Linked DNA regions of Homo sapiens: region 2 is linked to region 1. The links are chromatin contacts, found by Hi-C in ENCODE. All regions are on one chromosome and are shown on one strand. Each heading gives the region's core, a stretch centred on a gene start or an enhancer-like site at or near the end of the contact. The rest is flanking DNA. Distances are from core to core; before and after follow the strand shown. Region 1 holds the start of MYF6 (myogenic factor 6). Region 2 holds the start of ACSS3 (acyl-CoA synthetase short chain family member 3).

The links. A loop is a pair of places that touch in the nucleus more often than their neighbours do. Pooled maps may share reads with other maps.
Region 2: a loop to region 1 is called in a pooled map of psoas muscle, with 2.7 times the contacts of the local background. The contact joins the promoter of ACSS3 here to the promoter of MYF6 in region 1. A Hi-C loop is called at or near these places in 2 of 50 pooled maps.

Annotation. Positions count from the first base shown.
Region 1 is chr12:80,703,776-80,711,088 of GRCh38, reverse strand. MYF6 (myogenic factor 6) reads right to left here and starts at 3,455. Exons shown (of 3, transcript NM_002469.3): 1 at 2,851-3,455; 2 at 2,475-2,565; 3 at 1,615-2,247. The coding sequence starts at 3,369. The coding sequence ends at 2,129. It overlaps LOC105369867 (a long non-coding RNA gene), which reads left to right and starts at 3,851. Exons shown (of 5, transcript XR_007063388.1): 1 at 3,851-3,980. RefSeq lists an enhancer at 2,746-3,655.
Region 2 is chr12:81,075,279-81,082,591 of GRCh38, reverse strand. It overlaps ACSS3 (acyl-CoA synthetase short chain family member 3), which reads right to left and starts at 4,513. Exons shown (of 16, transcript NM_024560.4): 1 at 4,161-4,513. The coding sequence starts at 4,471.

The DNA of each region.
Region 1 (7,313 bases), core at 2,206-4,705:
TCAATATTTTCCCCAGCCAGAGCAAGGAAAGGCTGAAGAAACTATGGCTTTTGATGGAAGAAAAGGGTCTTTGAATTGACTAATGAAGAAGAGAGCTGGCATCTAGTGTTTATTTTGTGCCATTTTGGCTAAGCACTTCACATGTGTTATCTCAGTGAATCTTCACAACCTCAGGAGGAAACAGGACTAAGAATGAGCAGTGACTAGCCCTAGACAGTGGCAGCCTGGATTCCATCTAGGTAGCCAACCCCACACAGGCTCAGCTAAATCTCCCACCTACCTCTCCCAAACCTTTAAAAGAGATTGTATGTCAATGTCAGCTTCCACTATGAACCTTTCTGCCTTTTAAATTTGTTTCAGAAGAAATCTGAATTTCCCATATACTCAGAAAACGCAGTGACTACTATCGCCAGGAAGAGGCTTTCCTTTCTGAGAGGAAAAAGGGGCAAGATACAGCTCTGTACCTCCAGGGGGCACTGTCTGTGGTGCTATCTGGAACTTAGGTGCGCAACAAGAAAGTACAGCCTTTGGAGGGTTAGGAAGGAAAGGGTGGGCTGGGAAATACTGAATCCGATTTGATTTTCACGTCTGCTAACTGAAGACTAGCTGTTGGGGAGGAGGAGGAAAGGTAGAAGTTCAGGGGTGGGGGAAGGGAGTGAAGGTGCCACTTACAGAATCTAAGAGAGGAGTCGCAATTCAAAAGAAATGGCTTCCTCCTCTCATCTGCCTCACTTCCCACTGTGTTTCTTGGTGGTCGTTTCTTCCTGAGGTTACAGGATAAACAAACCTGGCACACGTTGTAAAATCCGCATGGTGAGGAGCTCCTGGGGCTTCTAGCCTCTTTGGGGCTTTGCTGTTTGGCTCGGCTAAGAGGTTGCATGTGTGTTGTTGTTGTCTTTTGCCCTCAACCATTGAAACCTTCCCTCACTTGAAGCCGCCCTCCCTTCAAAGCAGCCCACCCCACCTCCAGAGACAGATTGCCCATTTCTTTTATCTTTCGTATATGGAAAACAAACCCAAGCCAAACGAGGCCTTGAGGATATTCCAGTCTGCTAGGGACCAGTCTAGTTCAAGAAAACTGGGGAGGGGGCCCGAGATCCGGCCCTGAGGATGCCGGATGCAGCCCCGGGAACTCCAGATCCACACTTCAGGACAAGAGCGGCCTGGGAAGGCTAAGAGGGAAGGCCGTTTGTGGGTAAATCCGCTGAAGATCTTTTTGGGAAATGAGCACAGTTTTGGTGTGGTAATTTCTTGCAACCATATTTTCCTAGATTGAAAATTCCATTGTTAACTTTGGGTAAGTAAATCTCACCCAGATCTCCAGGTATAGGAGTGTAAAACCAGACGGAAAAAGATGCTGATAAAAGGAAAAATGACATTTTTCTTCTGGGCACTATTCACTTCCAATGACAAGTGTGAGGTCTACGAGAGAGAGAACAGTATCCAGTTTAATTCAGACTAAGGAAAGCCAAATTTCCTTTCAATTGGCATGTAAGGAAACACCCAAATAAATGGGCTTGTGTGGTGTCTAAATTAAAATATGGCTCCTCTTTATTTTTGTACACATGCCTCCAAACATATTTTTCCAGTTCCATCAAATTAGGACCAACTTTGTTCATATAGAAACTTCTTTTTAATATTACAATACCAGGATCCTCGCACATTTTATATACATCATTCCACATTTAAAATATATTTCAGGTTTACGTAAAAAAAGAAAGTGTTAAACTATTTACAAAAATACATTAAATACCCCTAACATTAAATGCAACTTTCCCACTTTAGACAGGAATGAACTTCTTTTGAACATGGCACAAAAGGATCACCGTAATAAAAGTTAATATAGTATAAAACCAACCAAACAAAAACAAAATGAGGCTAGACCTAAGCCACTCGCAGTTCCAAAAAAATAAAAGCCCAAAGCCGAAAGGCGTTTTCATTTGAGCATGCACAACAGATTTCGCAATTTTCGCAACGTTTCTTTGTGAATGTGTCTCCTTCCCTTTCAGCAACTTTTCGGTCTGGGTTCCTAAATGTTAATGTAATGTGACCTAATCTAAAGGATTAGGCCAGGAAGGGTCGGTGGGATCTTCCTGCTGCGTGGAGAAGGTCTCAAGCGCAGGCTCAGTTACTTCTCCACCACTTCCTCCACGCAGGGGAGTTTGCGTTCCTCCGAGGAAATACTGTCCACGATGGAAGAAAGGCATCGAAGGCTACTCGAGGCTGACGAATCAATACTTGCTCCTCCTGAGCGAAAAAACAACACACAAACATAGCACCCAAAGAAGGAACACGAAGCAGCTCCGCGCCCCGCGCGAGGCCGCTTTGGCAGCGAGGAAAGGCCTGGTCCCGGCGCGCAAAGAGCGCCCTTTTCGCAGGGCGCGTCCCTGCTCTCGCTTCGAGCCCTCTCGGCCCAAGCATCCTATCCACCTCCCGGATTTTCTCTGGTGCGGCCCAGAGCCCTTTTACTTTACCTTCCTTAGCCGTTATCACGAGCCCCCTGGAATGATCGGAAACACTTGGCCACTGGGAGCTGCAGGTGCGCAGGAAATCCGCACCCTCAAGCTGGAGGGAAAACCAAGGCAGCGGCAGATTAGGAAAGAAACATCGGTTCCGGGGTTGGGGTGGGGTGGGGGGCGGCTTTCCTGCTTCCTCGGGCCGGGTACGCATTTCCTGCCTATTGCAAGCACCCGGTCTTCTTGGGTCACTGGGGGTTCATTAGAGACGGAGCGGGAGGGGCGGGCGAGAAAGGGGGAAGGGAAAAAAGACCAAGCAGCTGGAGGTTAAGGCCCCGCGGAAGGCGTTTAATCAGCCTTCGCATTTCCCTGCCCCGGCAGCATCTAGGCTTACATTTTCTTGTTTGGGTCTGTAGCTGAAGGGGTCCACCCCCAGCTCCTGCATCTTCTCCTGCTGATCCAGCCGGTGCAGCAGGTCCTGCAGCCGCTCAATATAGCTGATGGCGCTCCGCAGAATCTCCACCTTGGGCAGCCTCTGGTTGGGGTTGGCCACAGTTCGCCGCTTCAGTGCCTCGAAGGCCTCGTTGATTTTCTTTAGCCTCCTCCTTTCGCGCAGGGTGGCGGCTTTTCGCCGGTCAGTGGGGGCAGATTTTCTCTTGCAGGTCTTGCAAGCCCAGATCAGACACTGGCCGGGGCAGTGTGGAGGCTGCAGGCCCGGGGGCGCCAGGACATGTTCCTCTCCGCTGCTGTCGCTCCCCGCTTCCGGGGGCATTTGGTCCTGGCAGGGGGACAAGGTACCATCACTCCCTGGATACAAAGGAGAGCCTTCTGCCACTTCTAATGGCTGCAGAGTAACATTTTCCCCATCCAAGTAGAAGAAATAGGAGCCAGTTTCAAAAAGGTCCATCATCATGTTCTCCTCCTTGGCCTCTGACTCGATCTGAACTGGGTGATGGACTCAAAAACCCAGAGGAACCACCCAGATGGCATTTAATTAGTGCAGTGACATAAGTCGACCCAGCTTTATATATAGTAGCTCCTGAAACTCAATCCAACTTTTAGCTGTCATGGAGCATCAGTCTCCCAATGTGATTGCAGCTAGTGCTCTCTAGAACATCTAGTTTGAAAGAAAACTGAGAAGTGTCACCTCCCAGAGTGTTGTGACAATCTATGTGCAGACCAGGTTACACAGAGAGAATCACATAACTTAAACAAAGCATTGAACCCTTCCATTTTGGGCAGTTTAGATACTAACCTGCTTACAGGACAACTTCAAAACAACTGGGGATTAACATTGCCCTATTCCCCTCCCCCTGCGCTCATCTGAATTCTAAGTATAGACCCATGATGAAAGATTTCAAAGGCAATAGCCATTGCTCCAAAATAGCCGGGTTAATATTTGCAGAGTGGTTCAGCTCCTTTCTCTCTCCTGCCTCTCAAAAAGATGCTATTCCTGTGATTAAAACCATTACAGTGCTTCAAAGGTTATACATGACTTTCAGGCTTCAACCTCAATAGAAGCAGGTAAATCTCTTTCCTCTCTTTTACTAAGGCTGCAAGATGATTTGGGAAATGGAGGGGGTTGCTGAAGGGTGCTCACATCCCATGATACTGGATGAAATGATTCTCTGGGTCCTTCCATAGAGACCGTCCTTGACTATCTTTTTTTTTTTTTTTTCCTTTGGGGAGAGGGGCAACCAGGATCTGAATTCTGTACCCTTCCATTTGTGGAGCAGTATTACATATGAGGTAGGGAGTGGGATAGAGGATGGGGTTACAATACATGTAGTAACTCCTCCTTAAAAATAGTTTTAGTGAAAACAAGACTCACACCACAGCTACTTGATATTTCAGCATTTACTTGTGGCCCCCTCCAAGGTGCCTCTCTTATGATTCCAGTTCTGCACACTGTGTGCTCACCACTTTTTCTTTTGCATTCTCACTATCCATTGACTCCAAATAAGTTGTTTGATAGGATTTAAGTGAGAAAGGTTAGCAACCAAGGCACGAGCAAGGAAACAGCATTTTTTAAATTGCAGCTTGCCCATGGTCCACAAGATACATGTATTGTTCTTCGGGAGACAGTACAATATGAAGGTCAAGTGCGGGGGCCCTAGATTCCAAAGAACTATCAAGTCCTAGCAAGGTTAATTTCTATGTATATATCCATGGGTAAGTACTAGATCTTGATGTCTTCAAGATGATAGTGGTTTCCTTACAGTTTTAGTGAGGATTCAATCAAATGATACCATGCATGTGAAACACATAGCACATAGCTGCTTGATGAACAGTAGTTATCATTTGTAGTATAAAGCCATGTTAGGGCAAAGACTCATTCCTATGAATGAAATAAAGCATAGCTGTTGGAGAGGTTTTTCTTTTTCTTCCCTCTCTCTGTTTTGTTGTTCTTTCCCTTCCTTTCACCTTTCCTCCTAGAGCTCTAGAAAGACTTCCTAGCTGTAACTGGCCTTTGGGATGTCAGTTGACCTTGGTTTTGGTCTTTATAGTCAGTGCCTCAAAAACTATGTGGGAACATAAAATCTTATTGCTCTACCCCAAGCAGTAATGATTATAAGCTGTGTTCTTTATGACTTTATTTTAAAAAATGAATAGAGTGAAGATAATGCAGGAAATCAACTGTCAGATAATTTAGAAATTAGCTAATCAAGTCGCCTATTCTAGAAGATGATTCTTCACAGTTTCTATTGAGCCACAGACTGGATGTTAAGCTTTGATATTTTTGGCTGTTTTTATTCCTTATCAAGTTTAATACTATTCTTAGATTTTTGGAATGGTAAGAAGGAGAGAGAAGAGTTGCAAGAGGCCAATACTTCTTCTGTGACTTTTTTTTTTCTATTTTCGCCAGTTTCTTGGTTGCTCAAGTCAGCAATTAAAACTGCAGATTGAAAGTTTCAGCAACTCAGGGTATAATCTAACATCTATTATAGAAAATTAGCTTGTGCTCTTAACCACACTTTATGTTGTCTCTTGTAAATGTGAAGACAATTTGAAAAGTTAACTAAGATTATTGTGATAAAAATCATTAAGAACATTAAGATAAAAATGACTAATTTTTTTTATTCAGCATTTATTGGGTACCTACTAAGTGCCAGATAGTGTCCTAGGTGCTAAGGATAAAGCATTAAAAAAAATCTCTCTTCTCATGGAGTCTGAATCTAAAGAGGTGAGTTAAATTAACAGACCAAATGGGAGAAATAGCCTTGGAATTGGGATGGGGAAGGCCTAGATTATAGTCTTTTGGGGCCTGTGAGGATTTAATGAACTCTACTATCTCAAATTCTCAGATGTTTAATCCGTAACATTGGCATAATGACAAAAGATGTCCATATTTACAGGATGTTATAAAAATTAAACTTTTAAAAACATGAAACCCACCTCAAAAATGTAGCATCCTCTCTAAAAGTACTTTTATTATTGGAATTAGTATGTTCAGAGAAAAATAAGGGAGAAAAATATCACTACTAAGCAATTTTGAAGCCTGGGTGAAGAAATACATTTAAGGTGTTACCATTCTTAGACTTGCCACTGATTTTAAGAGGTATCAGATAGATGTTAGAGAGCCTTCATATCATGAACCCGCTAAAAAATATGGAAGTTCGCCTTTTCCTTTTTCTGTTTCTTTCATTCAAGTGTCACCACTGGAGAAAGAGCCAGTTTAGAAATGTAGAAAGAGAATTATTTTTTTAAAAAAGTATATAAAGCTTTGGGGTGCAGATCAGGAGCAACTTCTTAGGCAAGGGTGGCTTTTACTGGTATAAAGTCAACTTTCACCTATTGAATTCTTCCTTATTAAATTATGAATCCCCTTTTCCAACACGCTCTAGACCTCAGACCAGTAAAATTAGTGGGAGTGTTTACCCTGGTTTAAACAGATTTTTCCCCTTTTTTGTGGTTGTTTTGGGAGTTGAGGGCAGGAGGTGGGAGGAGAAAACAAGGAAATGCCAGCTTGGGAAATAATCACCCTTTATTAGATTAGGTCAATGGGAAAATACGCACTGATGCCAAACTTCTAACTAGTGAACTCTTGGAACTCAAACTGTTTACAAAATATGAGATGCCTGTAATTGCAATTATATCACTTCTCAGTAGAACTTGGAGACACAGACCTTGACAAGTGGTCAAATCAGTTTTACATAAACTGCAATCCTCCAAGCTTTAAATAGTCCAAATATTTTTTTAATTATGGAAAAAGTAAATGATAATAGGGGAATAATAATATTATCATTAATAAAATCACTCCAAGGGGACTAGACTTCATTCATCATAAAATCTGAAACTAGATTAGTGACAGGATGGGAAGTTTTCATGTGGTTTACCACCCTGTTGTTCTTACTTCATGCTTATTCATTTGCAAATGATTTTTTCCCCCCAAAAAAGCCTGAGTGCCTCCCAATTCTTTTCTGTGGGAAGAAGTGGGAAGGAAAGTATTATGGCTAGCTCACATCAGTGGATTTTAGCTATGAGCCTTTGGAAATGTTGCATATATGGTAGAAAGAGAAGAGACCTTTGGGGAAAGACAGAATCTGTGTTCTAGCCATTCTTAAGTATGTGTTTCTAGCCACAGTTTTATTAGAGATCAAAAAGCATATACATTACACATATCATAGGCTTTCTTTTCACACTAAATTAAATAATATATTTTGAGCCCATGGTATGAAATATGCACTCAGCAAATATTAATTCTCCTACTCAATTTGTAAGGCCTCTGATGGAAAGAATCATAGTGAATTCACTGAAAAACCTAGATTTGGTGAGAAAGATGTTTCTGAAAAATTTGGGGATTTGTGTTAATCAAGGTGAAAATATTGAAACTAGTCGCTCTAGTAGCAGAGCTTA
Region 2 (7,313 bases), core at 3,264-5,763, 370 kb before region 1:
AAGTCCCAACCGAGTAAACCTTCTTTAAGTTTCTGGAACTTACTAAACATGTCTACCTCATGGCCTTTGCATATGCTATTTTCTTTCCCTGGAATGTTCCTCCCCACTTCTCACATGTCTAACTCCTACTCATTTTGATCTCAGTTTAAACATCATTTCCTCTAGACCCCTCTCATGATCCTTCTAAAGAAGACAGTATCATATCCCCCAATAAAGGCTGGATTACCTAGCATCTACTGCAACTCTAAATAGTGTTCATCATGTTGAAAACCAGATATGCATGTTCTCACTTATAAGTGGGAGCTAAACACTGGAGACATACAGATATAAAGATGGGAACAATAGACACTGGGGATTCCAAAAGGCAAGGAAGGAGAGAGGAGGCCAGGGTCGAAAACCTACCAGGTACCGTGTTTACTATCTGGGTGATGAGTTCAATGGAAGCCCAAATCTTAACATCACACAATATGTCCATATAACAAACCTGCACATGTACCCCTGCATCTAAAATTTAAAATTAGTCTCTTTTGTAATAATTTAATGCATGTCTTTCACGCTGCTGTGTGGTGAGTTCCTTCACTATCTCTTTCATCATTTTCTCTGTACTGTACATGCAGTGGGTGAATGATTGATGTCCTTTAATTCTTAAAAGCCATTTTAAGACTTGGCAGGATTAAACAACCTTAATCTCAGCTAGTAAGGAATTCAGATCCTGCATGTTGAGAAACCCACAGTATCTTGACTACAGAAATGTTAGCCAAGCTTAAGTTATTTTCTAATAATCTGCATTTAGTTAGTCTTTTCCTTTTTGGTTTATAGTCACTGTTAATACATATTGATTTCTAAACAAATGGTATATGAGAATCCTATCATTGAATGTTGTTTAAATAAAAGTAAACTAAAATTGGATTGCAATGCTTCCATAGAAAGAGATAAATTGATGGCCCAGAGAGTCAACCACAATATATAATAGAAAAGTGAATTGACTAATCCTTCAGAGAGTGGCAGCTGGATTTCAATTTCAGGACAGGCAGCAGGATGTCTATCCGGAGAAAATAACCAGAAACTTCCACTTTGTTGTTCCAGGACTGAAGAAATTACTATGATTGCAGTTCTCCACTGAAGTCTCTCTAATAGAGACTTTATTACCCAAAGAGCCAGGTGTTAACAATATGGAGTAACCACCAAACTGTGAGGAGAAGCAATCACGTATAAACCCCTAAAGCACCTACCTGTAATTTGGATTTGTTTTTTGAAGGTCTTAGAAATTACAGGACTGGAAATGCATTTAATAGAGTCATTCACTACAATGGAAGTTCCCTTCCATATATCGCCCTTAAAGATTTATTCTCCATGTCTATATTACTGCATGCATAGAATATTGCACAGCTTATGTCATTGTGAAAGCTAATATGCAATACTATTTATATGCTGAGACTTTTGATAAGCCTGTGGGTTCTGAGGGGAGTTTACTTTTGTGAACAACAAACAGACAAGCTTATAATGAAGAATCGCTCTTGCCTCTGGGAAGCCGAAGGGCATCAGAGACTGTGACTACACATATGCCAGCTCCACAGAGGAGAGAACAATTAGCTATAGCAATCTCGCCTTGTTTTGCTTAAGCACTTGGCTGTCAATATCTCCCTTCTCCAGATCCCAGCTTCAAAGAAAGTAAGTAAAGCTCCTTCACACCAAATTGTGCCTAAATCCACTTATCACCTCCCAAAGAGGTGTCTTGTTTTATAGCAACAAAAATCATCAAAGCTATGTATCCAGTTAGTTGACTCTCACTTTAAAAATTTATATGCCAGCTCTGCCTTAGATCTTGCGGATATAAAGCCAAACAAAATAAAAGTAAATTCAGTCTGCCCTTCTGTTTGGCTTTGTGGAAATTTGCTAACCAATCAGGACTATCTTCATTTAGGTATCCAATGCAGTCATAGATTCAAATTGAAACTACTGACTAACTGAAATTTAAGATTGGTCTCCTACGTCTACTTCCCTCCCAACCCTGCTTGCCCAACCAGAATTCTTTTAAGATTGAATCGCACTGCTGAAATAAATAGAGTCAAAGTTTTATCACTTCTTCACTTTGATTTTCTGGGCATGAGTTCAAGACTGAAAAGATAAAGAATTCAGATACGGTGTTATCAAATTGTGATCTATAAAAATATAGTGACCCTTTCACAAAATTTCTCATTAAACACATCTTATACACACCATTTAAAAAAATGTAGACAAGCAACTAGATATTACAAAGAAAAAGCAAATTATTGAAAAGGAAATCTCCTGGTCTTAAGCTCTACTTGCTGGGACATTGACACTCACTTCCAAAGCTCTCTCCTGGGCCTTTGCTGATCCCTAATTGTCCTCTCGAATCACTCCAATCTGTCCTTTCTCCTCCATTCTTATTGCCACTGCCTTAGGTCTGGCCCTCACTGTTTTTCATTTAGAATATACCTGTGGCTTCTTAACTGAATTCTCTGCACATTAGTTTTATAATGGAGATGGCCACATAAAATCATTTATAGTACCATATTTTATGACAGATATTTGTACACAGAACTTTGAGAAACAGTGATGCAATAATCTCTGTGCTTTCATCTGAGGAATACTAGGAGAGTTTCCTGCTCCTAAGATAATTATGGTCTGAGAATACAAAGAGAGCTATTCTTCCTCTAACATGTATAGGGTCTAGTGTATAAAGACATAGTCTTCATCCTTTACTAAGTTAAGCCTCCAATTATTTCCATATTTGCATTTCAGGAAAGTGAAACACAGAGAGATTAAGTCACTTGACTGTGAACACACAGTCAGTAACTGTGAGAAGCCAAACTCAGACCAGGTAGTCTGGCCCCAGAGTCCATGCTTTTAATCTTTATGACTTCTAGAAAGCAGGGACTAGGTTTTACTCATTGTTGAACACCCAGTGTCTTGTTCACTGTCTGGCACAGAAAAGAGGACCGATCAAATACTATTGAAAAAATAATTGATAGGAAGGGGCAAGGTGCTCAGATTCTAAAGGGAACACCATGTCATCCCCACACACTTTTGAGAGGACTGGGCATGGTGGAGACACAGAACAGGCTCTAGCCAATTCCATTCCAGATTTCTTGCTCTGACCACAGAGCCATTCGTCCACTGCAAACCTGACCATATCATTCCCCTCATCTCATTGCTGAGCAGTGTTTTTCAAACTTTTACAGGAAACATCCTCTCTAATGGCTGGCAGATGAGAGCAATCACACCCCCAGAGGGCAGACACATAAGGAGCCACACTCTAAGAGTATCACTGACTGTGCTTCACCCTCAGTATCTTAGCAAGCTTGATATTTATTCTACAATGTGTCTGCGTTTGTTGTAACGCAAAAAAAATCATGCTTATAACTTCTTATAATTCCAACTCCAGGTGGAAGACTTTACTCCTACCATGACTTCTAACATCACCTGGCCTATATCTATCTGTATTCTTTCTGGGTACCCCATACTGCAGCTTCATATACACAACAGGCCTATGGATCTGATCCAAGCTACTTAGCACAGTACATAAATCCCTTCCGGACCCAGCCCCTGACTCACCACTTCCCCTCCCACCTCTCCAGCCAACACAATCATTGGCAGTCACTGTCTCAGTCACAGTTCAAGCTGTTGTTCACCTCTAGAACTTTGATAATTAGGGCCTTGTCGACTTCGAGAAGACATACCCATCCTTCCAAACCCTTATGGGGTGCGATTTTATTGAAGTCTTTTCTTAACCCTCCCTCCCCATAGTAGGAGGATACTTAGTTATAATTCCCTAGTTTCTTGTACCGCTTGCTTTGTTTACCTAGTATCTCCCTTACTAGACTGTGCGGTCCCTGGAGGCAGGATCTTGTTTTAGTTTTCTTACTATTCCCACTGCCAAAGCAGAACCTTGCCAGTCAGGTAAATCTCCCGTTTATGGGACACTGGGTTCACAATAGGTAACAGGGTCTCTCAAGAGCAGAAGGCAAGAGAACTGACTATGAAATTGAAATGAAACACGAATTGAGGGGTCTGAACACATCTCCAGTTTCAATTTTCTTTCGTGATAGAATGCCAGATTCCAGGTCCCAGGGAGGTCCTGGCGCCCAAAAAGTTACCAGGGATGGGGGATCAGGGTTGGCACAGAAGTCACTCACCACCTGGTAGAGGGCGAGTGTTTGTTCTCCAGCGTTTTGGTCCAGGGCTTGTACCAGCTGATCTGCTCGGCAGCTTTGCCCCAGAACCTCTCGGGGTCGGTCACCGAGGCTGCGAAGTGGGTCTTGTACTCGCTGCCACTGCCGGAGGACAGTGCCCTGCATCCCCGGCCCCCGAGACCGCCCCGCGGGCCCGGGACCACTAAAGCCCTGAGGGCCGCACCGGCTCCCCGGGCCGGAGAGGACCCAGGCAAGGGCCCTCCGAGCCCCCCGGCGCTGGTGACTTTACGACACTGCAGCCAAGACGGTTTCATCTCCTCCGGCCACCCGCGGTCCCCGAGTGTGCGACAAATGGTACTCTTGCAACTTCCTGGGGCCTGAGGGAAGGGAGTAGGGGGCGGGGGCAAATTCCGAAGTGAGCCCAGAGCCCAGAAGTTTGGAAGCCACACTAGAGTCGCCGGGAAAAACCGACCTGGAGCGACCAGAGAAGCAACAGGCTAAAGTGGGGGCCCCGGGACAGGGGTGTCACAGCGCCGTTGCAGCAGGTTAGTTGCGCTGCTGCACGAGATCCAAACCCCAACATGCACTTCCAACCCCGCAGCCTTCCGGGAAAAATCGCGCTCAAACTCCAGAACGTCCTTCCGATTTCAACACACAAGTACTCCTAGGAGGAGGCCAACGGCCCATCTCTCAATTTTCAATCCAGCAGTTTGTACACGGCTGGTTTAATCTTTGGAAGGTCGTTGGTGGAGGTGGCATCGCCTCTGACCTGCAGGAAACCAGCAACTCGGTGCGTTGAGGCAAGGCTCTTTGATTGTTATTTATTGATTGATTGATTTTTCAAAATCAGCTCAGTCCCTGGTTACTAAAAACACAAGCAGCTCCAGGGCAAGGACTGCTCCGGGATTTCCTGACCACTGAGAGGGTAGGAGGAGTGGAAGGAGGTTGTGCCAGACAAATTGGGAAGTGCTTCTTGGGGTGATTGACAGGTCACAGGGAAGGTGACCCCACTGGGATGCGGATTCACCTGCTGACCAGACTCCGCATGTGATCTAGACAGAGAACAGATAGGACTTGTTGCATTGCCTCCCTTCTAATTTGCCTGCTTGGAGTTTCTGTGGCTTTTCTAATGAGAAAACAAAACAAACAAATAAACAAAAAACAAAAATAGGAAGTAAGTAAAGATGAATCAAAAGAGGAAACTGGGAAAATGTAAAAAGAAAGGTGGTATATAGTACTGTCTAGGTTTAACATTCGTCAAGCTCCGCTATTATTCATGCTTTAGCGAGATTCAGATGCAATCTTTTGCCTTAATATTATGCCAAACACATTCTGTCTTGGTGTGACAGTATTTGCAGTTTTAAATGTAAAGATACGTATTTCCAAATCTGAGGTGAGAAATAGTGGCATGCCCCTGACCTTGGGAAGGATCATAACTTGAGAATCCGTAAACAAATGATTCTGCAGGAAAAGAATAATGTGGAGATAAAGGCTAAACAGAACAGAGGTAAGTGCAATGCAAAACAGAGAATATTTCTTTAAATAACCACCTCCCTTTCCACTGAGAGGCAAGGCACTAGACTTTTCCCTGACATCTGCAGTCTACTTTAGTCCTTCCAAAGGTCTCAAATCAAATAATGTCGAATGGCCAAAGACACAGTCACCATTTAAATCCAGAGAAAGTTACAAAGCCATTTAACCTCTTCATCCTTCCAGAACGACAGATTTATTATTGGCACCTAGCATGTGTTCACATTATACTGGGCACTTTAAACAAATGTTAGCTCCTGTAATTCTCATGAAAGTACCAAGAAGTGGGAATCATAATCCCATGTTTACAAATGGAGCTAGTATAGAGATAGATCGACTTGCCCAAGGCCACGCAGCTAGCAAGTGAAACAGTCAGGATTCAAACTTTATGGATGCCCAGTATTTCAAAGCCCAGATGCTTTGAATTACAGATATGCCGTGATACAATTTACTGACACCTCAAGGTGGAGGGCTAGGGGAAAACCCACTCTAATCCTGTCACTCACTCCAGGATACTGTGCAAATACGATCATTTTATCTCTGTGCCACAACTTGAACAAGGAGGGGAATCTGACTCCAAAGTCCACCATTTTAATTCCAGGCTGAGTATCTTCTACTTTAAAAAAAAAAAAAAAATCTTAGAATTCCAGTAAAATATGACAAATTGAATAGCCACATTCATTCTTCTCCTTAAAGAAACTCCACTGAAAGAGAATCAAAGAGGGCGGTTGTCGTGGTAAAAATCCTACAAGGATAAAGAGAACAGGAAAAGAAAAGAAACCAAATGAAAGAATAGAAAGAAGATGAATCTGTGGAATATGATTTAAAAGTGGGAGGAGGAGCTTGTGGAGGAGAAAATAGATTTTCCTAAGGAGAATCCATTTTCTCCTTAGGAACCTGGTATGTCTCAAGTTTTGGAGGTGCTGGGTTCCTCTGAAGGTTCAGAAGGAAGTATGAAGTTCAGAGCTTAAAAACAAGGAACTGATTACAAGATCACATGAGGCAAAGTTAGACCCCCGTATCGCCAGATGAAACCACTTTTTCTGGACCCATCAGTATACCATTTTTTCTTTTGAAAGTAATTGTATACAATAGATTGTTACTGTAAGCTCCATTTCAGGCTGAAGGGAGAGCATAAGTGTAGACACAATCCAGCAAATGCAGTGGGTCTGGTTTTGAGAGTGTTCAGTGTACAGGTAGAGCAAGCAAGGCCAGTGGAACTAGAAGATTGTACTGGACAAACAGCCAGACAGACGAGTGTAAATAGTGTCAAATGCAAGTCAGTACCTCAGGATAAACTATTAGCCTTTAAATTAAGACACCAAGAGCCTGTTGATTGGTCATTAAGCATATGAAAAGATTAAAATCATGAGCCATGAAGTCTCAGGTTGAATCTTATTACACTACTGCCACTTATTAGGTGTGAAAATTTGGAAAGTTAATTTTCTGAACTGCAGTTTCTGCATCTGTAATCTGAAGCTGATAATCTTACTTCACAGGATTGTTGCAAGGTTCAAATATGTGTAAACTGCTTAGCATTGGGTCAGTAGCAAGCCAAGCTAATTTAGGACAGCAGCCAAGCCAGTGAACAACCAAATAATCTAAAAATTCAACCCTGCAAATTAA